Regions from separate parts of the Homo sapiens genome. Here region 2 is linked to region 1. The links are chromatin loops, found by intact Hi-C in ENCODE. Cell type or tissue: ascending aorta. All regions are shown on one strand. Each heading gives the region's core, and the rest is flanking DNA. Links, peaks and the distances in the headings are about the cores only.

The links. A loop is a pair of places that touch in the nucleus more often than their neighbours do. Peaks named below come from ENCODE experiments on the same cell type or tissue, not always from the same donor. Only the 100,000 strongest peaks of a DNase experiment are listed, where the experiment ranks them.
Region 2: a loop joins it to region 1, with 2.2 times the contacts of the local background. A loop is called at or near these places in 4 of 110 quality-filtered maps.

Annotation. Positions count from the first base shown.
Region 1 is chr4:74,107,647-74,110,570 of GRCh38, reverse strand. No RefSeq gene overlaps it. Among named protein-coding and RNA genes, the nearest start is that of CXCL2, 9.9 kb to the right of the region's middle. RefSeq lists an enhancer at 765-1,059. In ascending aorta, for the core only: no CTCF peak of the experiment used is centred there; DNase peaks (open chromatin) are centred at 860 and 1,407; H3K27ac peaks cover 2,313 bases.
Region 2 is chr4:73,702,980-73,705,903 of GRCh38, reverse strand. All of the region lies in intron 2 of INKILN (inflammatory MKL1 (MRTFA) interacting lncRNA), which reads left to right. Among named protein-coding and RNA genes, the nearest start is that of UMLILO, 5.9 kb to the left of the region's middle. In ascending aorta, for the core only: no CTCF peak of the experiment used is centred there; a DNase peak (open chromatin) is centred at 1,163; H3K27ac peaks cover 1,315 bases.

The sequences.
Region 1 (2,924 bases), core at 250-2,749:
AAAAAAATCCTTCATCTTCTAGTATTTCATTCCTAGAGCCTTTGCTTGTTTCAAAATAATAATAATAATAATAATAATAAATAAAAGTGGTATTGCTATCAGTCTAGTGAGAACAACTCCCAAGAATTTTCTGTGCGTGAGAGTTGCCTAGATGATGAAACCCAGGACAAATCAATGAGTGAAAGAGAAAACCAGCTAAAGGGGAAAAAATATTCAAGAGATCCCAGCAGAGGATAATGAGGGCAGAGGACAGAGGCTATAGTAAGGGGAGGAAAAAGAGGATAAAGTTGATACAGATTATGTTTATGCAGAGCTATAAGCCGCGGTGTGTTGGTAAAACAGCTTTCAAATTTAAAAAAAAATCAGATTTGTAGCATTTGCTGATTTCCATAAACACTCCCACTGTGGTCAAATTTATGCTTCCAACAATGAATAACTGGCTATCAAAATTCCTGACCATTTAATAACCTGCTCTTGTAAGCCTGTATGAGCTGGCCAGAGCAATGAGGTAAGTGAGGCTGACTGAGTAGTTCTCACCGACCAAGGGTGAGCTCCTATAGGACCCTCGGGATGGTGACTCTTCAATTACTGAATACTTTTTCTGGGGTTTTCGTTTCTTTTCTTTTACTGAAATTCTCACTATGCTTTGCTTTAGGGAATTGGTATTCATATCCTGTAAGTCAAGGAGAGTTTTTTTGAGTGGGAGCTTGAATAAATTGAAGTGGGTCAACTCTCAAGTGCCAGACACCCCTGTTATGAGGTTTAGATGACAATTACTATTTCTTCAGTGATCCTTGGCCACTCTGAGATGGGAGTGGTCAGGGAGAGAAAGGAATGGAATGTCAGTGAAACCGCTTCCTGTTCTCAGCCTGCCCTGGGGCCTCACTCAATCCCAGCCTTGCATATCAGACCTTGGCCATCCTGTGAAATGAACATTCCTCAGCCCTAGCTTCCAGGAATATTGGATACTAGACTCGAAAATAAACTGATACCATTCACAGGCCAAACCAGAAGAAAACCAGGAAACATATGGCAAAAGAAGTTTTCTTCAAGAAATTATTTTCCATGTCATATTTGCGTAAATTTGTCATGGGCCTGTCACTTCCATGAAGGGGGAAACCAGCATGACTCTAGCATGCTGGCATCCTGGTGCCCTTTGCAGCTAAGGTCAGACTGTTTCTCCTCTTGCTTCTTTTCTGCATTTCTTAGTGGACTCATGACCAGCACATTTGAAGCTATAGATGATTATATTCAACACTGTATGTGCTATGAGTGAGCACCCTGAATTGCACAACAATATTTCATTTGGCTAATATTTCAGTTTGTTGAGTCATAAACCTGACAAGTAGCTACAGCCTACAAAATAGCATTTTCTGACTCAGTGCATGTGAGAGAGAAGTGGGAGCTAAAGGTTCTGCACAGCAGACACTGTTGGCACAACCATCTGACTTCACAGCCTTGTTCTATAATCTAGATTCTTCTCTACTTGACTCAATGGCATTGCTTTATAAATTCAGTGTAAATCTCAGACCTTCAAGAACATATCCCAAAATACATGATGAACAGCATCTGGTGTTCAGCCTTCTTTTCCTCTAACTATGAAAGTTTCCCACCAGGAAATGACAATAGCTGTCAACCTATTAACTCATGAGCAATTTGATGCCTTTTGTGTGAAGAATACAAGTTGAGAAATGAATTTCCTGTTGCTGAAATTCTAATACTTAGAAACTCTTCAATGAACAAACACAAGTATATTCTTTGTATTAGTAGCAGGGATAAAAAGGAGTTTCTTTAAACCAAACAATTTAAGTGTTTTGACAAATGTCAGCATAGTGGGATAGGATCTTAGACCATCAAACAGTGGGTTTTCCTTGTGTTGTAGTTTTTCAAGTGTCTATTGAAGAATCAAGAAATGCTGATTCTTCATTTTTCTTAATCATCTTCCATTGTCTATGTTATCATAAAATGACTAATTAAAATGGTAATTTTAACTAAAATTAATGGCTTTCTCACCTGATGTCTTAACTATTGAAGCGTATTATCTATACTCTCTTTCCCAAGAACATCCTATTCAATTCATTAAGCTCTGTTGGGTTCCAAGCACTTATAAAATGAACTCTGTGTGTAGATAAAAACAGAAATAATTCTTGTTTCAAAAACATAAAAATTCCTCTGAGGGGGTGTCAAAATTAGTACAAATTAAAATATGTTATAATAACCTAGATTTTTTCCAAAATTCATCTTTTCAGTCATCTGTTCTAGGATAATTTTTCATAATTTTCCTCCATATGCACTCTTCAATGCTTCATGAGGCCATATCTAACAATTGTGGGGTCTTGAGAGAGAGTTCAGAGAAGCCCATGATTCTCTGTCTAAATATTTACGGTTTTCTTAACTAGCTAACAAAATGTTAAATAAAATGAGTCTGAGGATCTTCCTGTCTTCACAGATATACAGTCATGCACTACATAATGACATTTTGGACAACTACAGTTGGAATACACAATGGTGAGGACATAGGATTACAGTACTATTAATATATATATTTACTGTATCCTTTGTGTGTTTAGATACACAAATACTGTTGTGTTACAATTGCCTAAGTATTCAGTACAGCAACATGATGTACAGCCTTGTAGCCTGGGAGAATAGAATAGAGCATATAGCATAGGTGTGGAGTAGGCTACACCATCTGGGTTTGCATAAGTGGACTCTAAGATGTTCACACAAGGAGGAAACAGCCTAATGCCAGATTTTGCAGAATGCGTTCTGATCTTCATGTGACACATGACCATATATTAATAACATTTTAAAAATATATAAAGTTATGGAATTTGTATGATGAGAATCAGCAAAATATCAGAGAAAAGTGAATTTGTAATTCCATATCTGGGTATTCTGTTATTGTGTAGGCAATGTCTGGA
Region 2 (2,924 bases), core at 129-2,628, 400 kb after region 1:
GTCATTGCTCAGAACTCAGTGTTTCCAGTAGACATGGATTGGGAGCAATAAAAGTGGACCCAGAGCTAATTACTGGGAATTCCTACTTGAATACAGAATGCTATAGCAGTTCAACACATGGAAAAGGATGTCTAGCCCATGAGGAATAAATACTCGATCTTTAATGCTTCATTTCTAGAGCCACAGCTTGTGTTAAAAGAACCACCTTCACCAAGCAGTCCAATGAGAACAAACTCTAGGACAAACATTCTCTGCCAACAGAGCTAACTAGATGGAGAAAAAGAAAATGAATGAAATCTAGGGAAAAAAATGGAGCCACCCAGTTCAAGACAGTGCAGGTGGAGGAGCAGTATGTTTAGACCGCATCGCAGGTAGAATTCAGAGGGACTGTAAGCGATGCCTGGAAACGCTTGTTGACCAACAATGGGCTCCTATAGAACCAAGGGACTATCATTCTCCTATTGCAGAATAATTTTTCTAGATACTTTATTTTATTATAATGAAAGTTCCTTCTAGTATCTTAATGACCTTAGGGAATTGGTATTCATATCCTGTTAGTTGAGAGAAGAGAGTTTTTCCAGTGGGAACGTGAATAAATTTAAATGAGTCACCCCTCAAGTACCAAGCACCACTGTTCCCAGGTTTAAATGACAATTACTATTCCTTCAGTGAACCATGGCCACTCTGAGATTGGGTGTGGGGAGGAGAAAGGAATGGAATGCCAGTGAAACCATCTTCTATTGTCATCCTCCTCTGGGGCCTCACTCAGTTGTAGTCTTGCATCTGAGACCTTGGCCTCTTTGTGAAATAAACATTTCTTGGCCCTGTCTTGCAGGAAAATTGGAAGCCTGACCCTAAAATAAGCTAATATCATCCATAGACCAGACCAAAAGAAAAGCAGGGAGAATTTGGCACAAAGCAGCTCTCTTCAAGAAATTATTTTCCATGTCATATTTGCATAAATTAGTCATGGGCCCGCCAATTCAATGAAAGAGGAAAAGAGCACTCATGACCCTAGTGTGCTGGCATCCTGTTGTCCTTTATAGCTAAGGTCAGACTGTTTCTCCTTTTGCCTCATGTCGGCTCCTCTTAGTCGACTAAGACTGGCAAATCTGAGGCTACAGATTGTGCTATGAATGAGCAGCTGGAATTGCGCAACATTTTACTTGGCTAATATTTCAGTTTGTTGAGTCAGTGGCCTGACAAGTAGCTACAGCCCATGAAACAGCATTTTCTGACTCAGTGCATGTGCGAAAGAAGTAGTAGCTAAAGGTTCTGTTGGCACAGCCTTCTGACTCCACAGCATTGTTCTAGGATCTAGATTCCTCTCTACTTAACTCGGTTTCATTGCTTCCTATAAATTCTATGTAAATCTCAGACCCTCAGTAACATATCCCAAGACACATGATGAGCAACACTTGGTATTCAGTTTTCTCCAGCGCTGTGAAAGAGTCCCACCAGGAAACAATAAGGCCTTTTAGCCTATTAATTCATGAGCAATTTGATGCCTCTTAGGCGATAAGTGCAAGTTGAGAAATGAATTTCCTGCTGCTAAAATTCCAACGCTTTAGAAACTCTTCAGTGAACAAATAAAAGTTTATTCTTTGCAATAATGATGGAAACAAAGACTTTCATAAAACCAAACAATTGAAATGTCTTGATAAATGCCTGCAGAGTTGGCTAGGTTTCTAAACTATCAAATAATGAGTTTACCTCTTCTTACACTTTTTCAAGAATCCATTGAAGAATCAAGATAGGAAAGAGTATGATTCTTCATTTTTCCTAGCCATGCTCCACTGCTCTATGTTATCATAAAAGGACTTTAATTAAAGTGTTATTCCATTAATTGCCCAAGAAGTCATATTTGAAAGAAATAAATGCTTATATATGTATGCTTACATGTCCCTTCTGGAAGTCTTAACCTTTAAAACTACTCCAGCCCCTTCCCCAAACGTCCTTCCCCAATTCCTTATGCACTTACTGGATTCAAAGCACGACACTATAAAAGCTGTGAGAAGAAAAAAATATAAATTTAAAGAAAACTTTTTTTCAGAAAGATAATTAAATTCAATGTAACAATAATAACTACTCGTTTTCAAAACTCAGCTCTTCAACTATTTCTCCTAGAATTTTTTTCCAAAACTCTTACTTCAAGTCTAACACTCCTTCATCTCAGTTTTCTCTTTCATGATTATGTATTTTAACTCATAGGTATACTCTTTAAGACAGGGGCTATCCCTGAGACCTATCCCACATCCTGAGAAGGGCTTGGCACTCTCCTTGTCAGATAGCCTGTTGCCTCCTCAGCCACACTGTGAGCTCCTTGATAGAAAGAATTGTGCTATCTGTGGCTTTCAGAGCCCTATTCAGATACTTGATGCTTAACATGTGCTTGTAGAGTCGGTAAACTGAATGTATGTGGAGCCTCCAGAACTGTGTTCCCATTGAGGATGACAGGGAACAGATCAATCCTTGTCCTACATGGCCTAAATCTTAGTTTGACAAATATCTGGAAAGAATTACAAAAATATAAGGTAGGAATGACTTGGGAGTCCAGGGTGGTGTCTGAACCCTAGTCACTGCCTTGGGCACACATTTCTCATACTGTTGCAATATCACAGTTGTTGACTTTCAGTTCACTCAGTTGGTCAACTCCCTAAAGTTGGTTAAGGACCCTCATACCCCTCATCCTACTCTTTTCTTCTACCCCAAACCCCCTTTGCTCAGGACTTCCAGTGGTTCCCTCCTTTTAACCTCAGTATTAGCCCTTTATCCCCAACTCTTTGCCTGCCAAATGACATAGGAGCAAAGGATGAGAGGGAGCTGTCCTGGAGGGAAGTAGTACCTGCAAGGTAATCAGACCTTTCATACTACTCAGATCTTGTGGCCATCTCATGTGTGATTATGTTACAAGGATGTTTGTT